Regions from separate parts of the Homo sapiens genome. Here all the other regions are linked to region 2. A link is an interaction called in ENCODE POLR2A ChIA-PET data of the cell type or tissue named here. Cell type or tissue: MCF 10A. All regions are shown on one strand. Region 1 has its middle 9.0 kb from the start of CEBPA. Region 2 has its middle 23 kb from the start of CEBPG. Region 3 has its middle 18 kb from the start of CEBPA.

The links. ChIA-PET counts read pairs that join two places held together with the same protein. Peaks named below come from ENCODE experiments on the same cell type or tissue, not always from the same donor. Only the 100,000 strongest peaks of a DNase experiment are listed, where the experiment ranks them.
Region 1: POLR2A ChIA-PET joins it to region 2 with 5 read pairs; 7 of 35 experiments call an interaction of 5 or more read pairs at or near these places.
Region 3: POLR2A ChIA-PET joins it to region 2 with 9 read pairs; 2 of 35 experiments call an interaction of 5 or more read pairs at or near these places.

The regions. Positions count from the first base shown.
Region 1 is chr19:33,292,282-33,294,781 of GRCh38, reverse strand. No RefSeq gene overlaps it. Among named protein-coding and RNA genes, the nearest start is that of CEBPA, 9.0 kb to the left of the region's middle. RefSeq lists an enhancer at 430-1,380. In MCF 10A, no CTCF peak of the experiment used is centred here; DNase peaks (open chromatin) are centred at 1,331 and 1,991.
Region 2 is chr19:33,349,784-33,352,283 of GRCh38, reverse strand. No RefSeq gene overlaps it. Among named protein-coding and RNA genes, the nearest start is that of CEBPG, 23 kb to the left of the region's middle. RefSeq lists an enhancer at 966-2,165. In MCF 10A, no CTCF peak of the experiment used is centred here; a DNase peak (open chromatin) is centred at 1,533.
Region 3 is chr19:33,283,550-33,286,049 of GRCh38, reverse strand. No RefSeq gene overlaps it. Among named protein-coding and RNA genes, the nearest start is that of CEBPA, 18 kb to the left of the region's middle. In MCF 10A, no CTCF peak of the experiment used is centred here; no DNase peak of the experiment used is centred here.

The DNA of each region.
Region 1 (2,500 bases), 58 kb after region 2:
GGTACTTTTTGTATTTTTAGTAGAGACAGGGGTTTCACCATGTTGGCCAGGCTGGTCTCGAACCCCTGACTTCAGGTGATCCACCCTCCTGGGCCTCCCAGAGTGTTGGGATTACAGGCGTGAGCCACCATGACTGGCCTGTTTTGTTCTTTTGAGTCAGGGTCTCTCTCTGTTGCCCAGGCGGGAGTACAACCTCCACCTCCTGGACTCAAGAGGTCAAGTAGCTGGGACTATAGGCACATTCCACTACACCAGGCTAATTTTCAAATATTTTTGTAGAGAAGGGATTTCACTTTGTTGCCCAGGCTGGTCTGGAACTCCTGGGCTCAAGCGACCCTCTCTCTTCGGCTTCCCAAAGCACTGGGATTACAGGCATGAGCCACAGCACCCGGCCCCTGAAGTTACTTTTAACATTCAAGAATCCTAAGAAAGGTAACCCATCCGGTCCTAGATAATCTTCCCTGCCTTCATGTGATTAGTTTATCACCAGAATCAGAGGTCTGGCCAGGCCCCAGAGAGACAGTCATGCTCTGCAGGAGACTGTGCGGGGAGGAGGTAAGATTTCCAAAAGAGAGGACAGGGTAGGGGAGAAGCAGCCCTGTCTGCCCCCAAGCTGCAGGAGCCGCAGGTGAGCACGGGGGAACGAGAACGGCCACATTTCTGCTTTAAAAGCTATTTCAAGGCTTCATGTCTCTCCTCTTATCTCCACTCTAGGACGACTGGCAAGGTTGTTATTGAGGGACTACAGCCTGAGGGTGGGGAGGCTAGGGACCAAATGTGGTGGCCTAGAGCCAGGGCATGTCACACAGGGACCCGGACGGGGCTTGAGGGAGCCCTCACCGCCTGTCCCAAGCCCTCTTGGATCTGAAGATCTTTTCTTCAGCCAAATGGCAGCCCAACCTTTCACCAGAAACACAGCCTCTCTTCCCTGAGCCACCGCCGCCATTTCTTCTCTGCCTCGGCCATGGTGGCCTCGGAGACTCCCTCACCTCCCTCCAGCCAACCAGAGCACCCTCCCCAGCACCCCCCAAGAATGCCATGCCCTCCCGCAGATGCGGAAATGTGGCTGATTTACAGCGGCCTTTCCCGTGCACATGTTGGGCAATGGTCTCAGCCGGCTCAACCCCTGCTCAGAGAAAGGGGGTGGGGATGGGTCAAGGGGGCGTCAGGGCTGGGTGTCTGCTCCAAAGGGAGCCGCCGTGACCTTCAGCATCAGGTTAGGACCCGTCTGAAGTAGCCTCCTGGAGCGATTTACAATTTGCAAACACGTTTTATTTGATTCCTGAGTTTTGCTAGAGCAATTACCGTGACTAAGCATGACAGATCACTCCCAGCACGGTGTCTACTCGCTGTTAGGAAATGTGTGTTTGCTTCACTCTTTTGCCTGGTGCGGCAGTGTTTTAAAAATAGACTCATTCACTGTACTTGAAGGCAATTTGTTCCAAATTTTCCCACTAATTTGATTTTAATCTGATATTTAAAATTCATGTGGCCACATTCCCACTGATTTATAGGGAATAAGCCCTACCTGGCAGCTGTTTAATTGGCCTTAGCCCAGGAGGCCACAGGACAAAGGATTTATCCCGGAACAATCTGAAGGCACTGTGGTCTGTCATGCTGAAATATATGCCTCATTCAGCATCACAAGTGCTACTTGCCTGGAGCCAGGACCACTGGGCATGGAGCTGAAGGCTACAGAACCCTGGCTCACAGTGGGCCTTCAGTCTCGTACCGGACACGTAAGTGAAGCCCGGGCACCCTGACAGAGTGCACACTCGAGGTGTGTGCTGAGTCGGTTTCTGGAGCAAAGCAGTTTGTTCACGGGTGACAAGGAGGCGTTTCCCGTTTCTCCCATCCCGTGATGAGGATGGCCCATGGGAAGAGGGCCGTGCCATCCTGGCATCAAACCAAATCCTGGCCTTGCCTCCTGCTGACTGGGTGGCCCCGCACTGAGTCTGTCAGTTTCTCCGAGCTTCAGTTTCCTTTTATGCAAAATGTATGCAAAACAAGTAGCATGTCATGGAGTTGTGAAAGATAAACAGGGAAAGCTTATGAGACACTTGGCTCCAGCTAATGATTCCCACGTGCTGGGGCAGAAGGCAGAGTGGGAGGCTAGGGCACACCTTGGTCCCTGAAAAACGCAGTGGAAGGAGACAGCCTTCTTAAGAATTTAGGGCAAAATGCTTGTTCCAAATAACCAAACAACTGAAGTCATTTTAATGTTGCTTAGATTTCCACACCCCCTCCCCCCCACAAAGGATGCCTTTCATTTGCTTAGAAAACACTTAATGAGCTCATTCTGGGGGCAGAGCCCCCTTGCCAGTGACTTTGAAGGCTAAGCACAGTGGTCAAAGCCTGTACGACACTCAGATGAGCAGGCACAGGTGCCCCGTGTGCTTGTCGAAGTAAAATGCTCTTCGTGGGCCAGGCGCAGTGGCTCATGCCTGTAATCCCAGCGCTTTGGGAGGCCGAAGTGGGAGGATGGCTTGAAGCCAGGAGT
Region 2 (2,500 bases):
GTCTCTTCCTAGCAATGGAGTGGGATGCAAGACACATAAGATAGGTCTACCATAAGTGAAATTGCAGAAGAAGCCAGATTATACACAGCCTGTGAAAGCCATATTGATTGCTTGTATCAGGAGCAAAGCCATTGACAGGTGAATGAGACAAGATTCAGACAGGTTAACAACTGTAGAAGAGAAATCGGTGGATACAGGATACTGACATGAAAGAGAATGAGTTTAATAGCAGAGGATTCGGATGCTCTTCGGAAAATTAATAAAGTGGCTGTCTTTGTGATTACACTGTGACAGTCCAACGGGAAATCCATAGAATATCATCACATGCCTTCATCACGTGCCTTCATCAGAGCTTTCCCCCATCAACACTTGACTCATTCGTCACTGATTTTTAAGAACAATGCATAATTGCAGCTATAACCTAGTTTTCTGAAATATAAAATAAAACTGACTTTTTGTAATGCTTGTTTAATTCTCAAGGCAAAGCTCCAATCATATCTTCTTTCACTGTATATGCAATATGGGTTCCTGTTTTAAGTGGATTCACTCCAATTCCTTTTTTGTTATCGCCATTCTATCTGTTCTAGGATAATGAGGACCTTTGGCAAATGAACTTTTCATCAGCAATTGGTTTCGTCACATGAATTTCTGTATCTGATCACTGAAAAGGTGAAGGCGAAAAGTCGAGGGCCTTTCGGAACAAGTTGGGCAACTGAGATACGGAGTTAGCGGCGGCCCTGCTCCCTGCCCATCCTCAGAAAGATGAGGTGCTGCCAGAGGTTTCAGAGTAGGGGGCACACACAGAGTAGGGGGCACACACTGGCAACTTCAGTTTAAAGCCATTTGTAGCCAAGTCATAGCCCCTGTTGGCAGTATTATACTTGCTCTCAGGCATTCGGGTCCAAATACCACTTCTCCCAGATTCAACAACAATGATCAAGTAGAACTCAGTCTTTTGGCCTGCCGTGTCCAACTTTTTCTTTTTCTTTTTCTTTTTTTTTTAAGTCCAGGTCTCCCTTTGCTGCCCAGGCTGGAATGCAGTGGCGTGATCTCAGCTCATTGCAGCCTTGACATCCTGGGCTCAAGTGATCCTCCCACCTCTCAGCCTCCTGAGTAGCTGTGACTACAGGTGTGCACCACCACACCCAACTACTTTTTGTATTTTTTTTGTAGAGACAGGGTCTCACTATGTTGCCCAGGCTGGCCTTGGACTCCTGGGCTCAAGCGATCTGTCCCCCGGGCCTCCCAAAGTGCTGGGATTACAGGCATGAGCCCCCACCCCCCTCCCCAGTCTGGCCAGTGTGTCCAGCTTTTCTGTCCATTCACCTTCCTTCAGCTGCTCACCCCTCTCTTCCCTCACACAGGGCATCCTCCTCTGAAAAAAACAGATTCTCTTGACTGCAACTGATCCCTGTGGGAAATGGTGTTGGAAGATTCAGCACTGGTCACCGTATGCCTCACGGGGATGGCTTCTTGCCTTTTAGAAACCACTTGAGTCACACAGGAACGTCATCACTGAGCCGCCCACCAGTATCGGCATCCAAGGTTTGGATTGACAAACAGTTGTTTCCTTGGAGCCGTGAATTCCAGACTCCTCTGCCAAAGAAAAGATGCAGTTGACGGTGTGTGGGCATGTTGTGACCTGCTCAAACACTTATTTTTGTATTTGTACCGTAGACCTACATACCACTACTCAACTGTGACTCTGATAAGACATATGGCAGCTTTAAAAAACTGGCGTAATATGTCTTCTTCTGGAGTCAATAGAAAGAATTTGGCTTTCAGCAATGACGGAGGTGTGGCTGCTCCATTCTCTCCTTTGCCTTATTACAGATGACCTCTGCAGCTTTTCCAATAGAGGTTTCAAAGTCAAGTATTTTTTCTCTTATCCTATTTTTATTTATGTATTTAGAGTCTAGGTCTTGATCTATTGCCCAGCTGGAGTGCAGTGCCACGATCACGGCTCACTGCAGCCTCAAACTCCTGGGCTCAAGTGATCTTCCCACCTCCGCTTCCCAAGTAGCTGAGACTACAGGTGCAAATCATCATGTCTGGCTAAGTTTTTAAAAAAATTTTTGTAGACACAGGATCTTGCTGTGTTGCCCAGGCTAGTCTTGAACTCCAAGTCTCAAGGATCTCCCCACCTCAACCTTCCAAAGTGTTGGGACTACAAGCATACACCATTACGCCCAACGAAGTTATTTTAATTTTTTGAAGATAGGGTCTTGCTATGTTGCCCAGGCTGGTCTCGAACTCCCACCCACAAGTGATCCTCCTGCCCAGCTCTTATCCTCTTTCGAAATTTACCAATGCATGGTAAACTAAAAACAATAGTTTGTTTTTTTTTTTTAACTCAAATGCAAGTTTCAGTCAAACTATGTGCTTATTTTTAGAGCATACCGTAGTGCAGTAAATCAACTCCAGTGAACTCTGGTTGGCATGGGTATGTCTCTCCAATGGTCAAAGGTTACCTGCCTTCAGTTTCCTATTGATCCTAAAC
Region 3 (2,500 bases), 66 kb after region 2:
CGAGGAGGGTGGATCACCTGAGTCCTGGAGTTCAAGACCAGCCTGAACAGCATGGCGAAACCCCCTCTGTACTAAAAATACAAAAATTAGCCGGGTGTGGTGGCAGGCACTTGGAATCCCAGCTTCTTGGGGGGCTAAGGCGGGAGAATCACTTGAACTCCGGAGGCAGGGGTTGCAGTGAGCCGAGATGGCTCTATTGCACTCCAGCCTGGGCGACAAGAGTGCAAAACAAAACAAAAAAAAGAGGTGCCGCAGTGATTGAGGTCAAAGTGCATCTGATTTCTGGAGTGGACTCACTGGTTTTGAAGCTGTGCATAGAGCCGTGACTTGGCCTCTCTGCCACAGGCTTCATTTCTTCTTGCCTTTCCTTTGTCTTTCCTCCCCTTCCACCCCACTTCTGCGCTGACACTGGCTTCACTTCACTTTCCCTTTGAAGACACGTGCTGGGCACACAAGCACCTACTCGGAGGATGACAGAAGCTTGGGAGCTGTGCCCTGAAATTCAGTGCTCACTCCCTGCCTGCCTGCATAGAGTCCAGGGCAATGAGGAACAGGAAACACAGCCTATTGGTAGAGGCTGCCTGGGTGAGGATGGGTGTCAGAAAAGAGTTCTTTGGGTAGGTTCTTTGAGTAGGTGGTGTGCAGTGGAAACCGAGGTGCCAGAAAAGACTGAGCCACTCAAAGGACTTCTCCAGATAGAGAAACAGACAGTGCGAAGTTCTGATGGAGGGTCGGTGTGGCCCGTGACTCGGAGGGCAGAAAATGAGGCTGACGCCTGGGACAGAAACCAGCATCCCGGGGGGCCTTGGATCTGGGGAAGGCATGCATCCCACTTTGCCTGGAATAATTCTGGCTTGCTCCCATTGTTCCAGCCTAATTGGTAGCATTCCCTTTGACCTGCAAAAAAAATGCCCCTGCTTGTTCAACAAATGACACAGTCACTCTACTTAGAGGGCAGAGCAAAAAGTATAGCTTTTATATATTTTAGCTGCAATAGGAAGGCATTTGAGTGTTTCGAGAAAGAGAGTGACAGCATCACGCCTTTTCCTCATTCACCAAGTATTCACTGAGTGCCGAGAGCTCTCCTAAGCCGCAGACACAGCAGTGAGCCACTTTTTGCAGGAGTTCTGCCATCGGGAGCTTACATTCCAGTGTCAGGAAGGCTGACATCTGACAAAATTAACCGGTTCTCCACAGCTCAGTGCCCTGGACGTGTCAAGGTACCCATTGGAAAGACAGAAAGATGAAGGCAAAGAGAATGTTCTGCTGGTTCTTTTTCTAGGTTTAATAATTGGAAAATCATGAGCTACTTCCCATGAAGTCTTCTCCCAAACTCACCCCCGAGGACAGGCCTTTGCAGGGAGCTACCTGACTCCCATTCTCACCCACGTATCCAGCTCCTGTAGTTGGTGAGCCCAGCTGTGTGCTGGTTGCCCTGACAGGCCCCTCACCCCACGCAGGTTCTAGCTCTCAGTAACCGGCTTATGCACACAGGATCCCAGCTCGAGTGGCCTGATCAGAAAAGGGCACACGACACTGACACATCTCACCAAAAATTCTGCCTCTAGATGGAGATTCAGGAACAGAGCCGGGCACAATGAGGAAAACAATCAGGATTCATCTTCAGGCGTGGCTGGATCCAGCAGCCCAAATTATGTCATCTAGAGTCCTTTCCCATTCCATCTCCTGCTTTTGCCATCCTTTGCGCTGGCTTCAGCCACTTGTTGGGGATTCCCAGTAACTAAGGCTTCCAAACAGACACCCAACAACTTGGACTAAAGCTTCCATTTCTTTCTTTCTTTTGAGACAGGGTCTCACTCTCTCGCCCTGGCTGGAGTGCATGATGCGATCTTGGCTCAACTGCAACCTCGACCTCCTGAGTTCAAGCGATTCTCGTGCCTCAGCCTCCCGAGTAGCTGTGATTACAAGTGTGTGCCACCATGCCGGGCTAATTTTTGTATTTTTAGTAAAGATAGGGTTTCGGCATGTTGGCCAGGCTGGTTTTGAACTCCTGGCCTCAAGTGATCCGCCCAACTTGGCCTCCCAAAGTGCTGAGATTACAGGCTTGAGCCACTGCGCCCGGCCGTAGAGCTTCCATTTCTAAATAATTCCATTAGAAATTCCAGAATTGGATGCTGTTGGACCATGGGCTCATCACTGAACCAGCCACTGTATCCAGGAGCATAGAAGACGCTGATTGGCCAGTCCTGAGTCACGTCCTTACCCCACACTTCCAACACACACACACACACACACACAGTTTGGGGGCTCAGCCCCACCCACACTGCAAGGAATGAGCGTGGGGGAGGGAGGTTCTCCAAGGAAAATCCATGTGTTGGTTGGAAGGAGAGAAATGGATGCTGAGACAGGCAAAACAGTGGGTGTCCACTGTGCCTGGCCTTGGTCCCAGGAAGAAGCAGAGCCCATGGTCAGTGGGGATGGCTCAGGGAGACCCCTTTACTGCAGCTTCAAGAGAAGGGTGGAGGGTTTCTGGAATCAG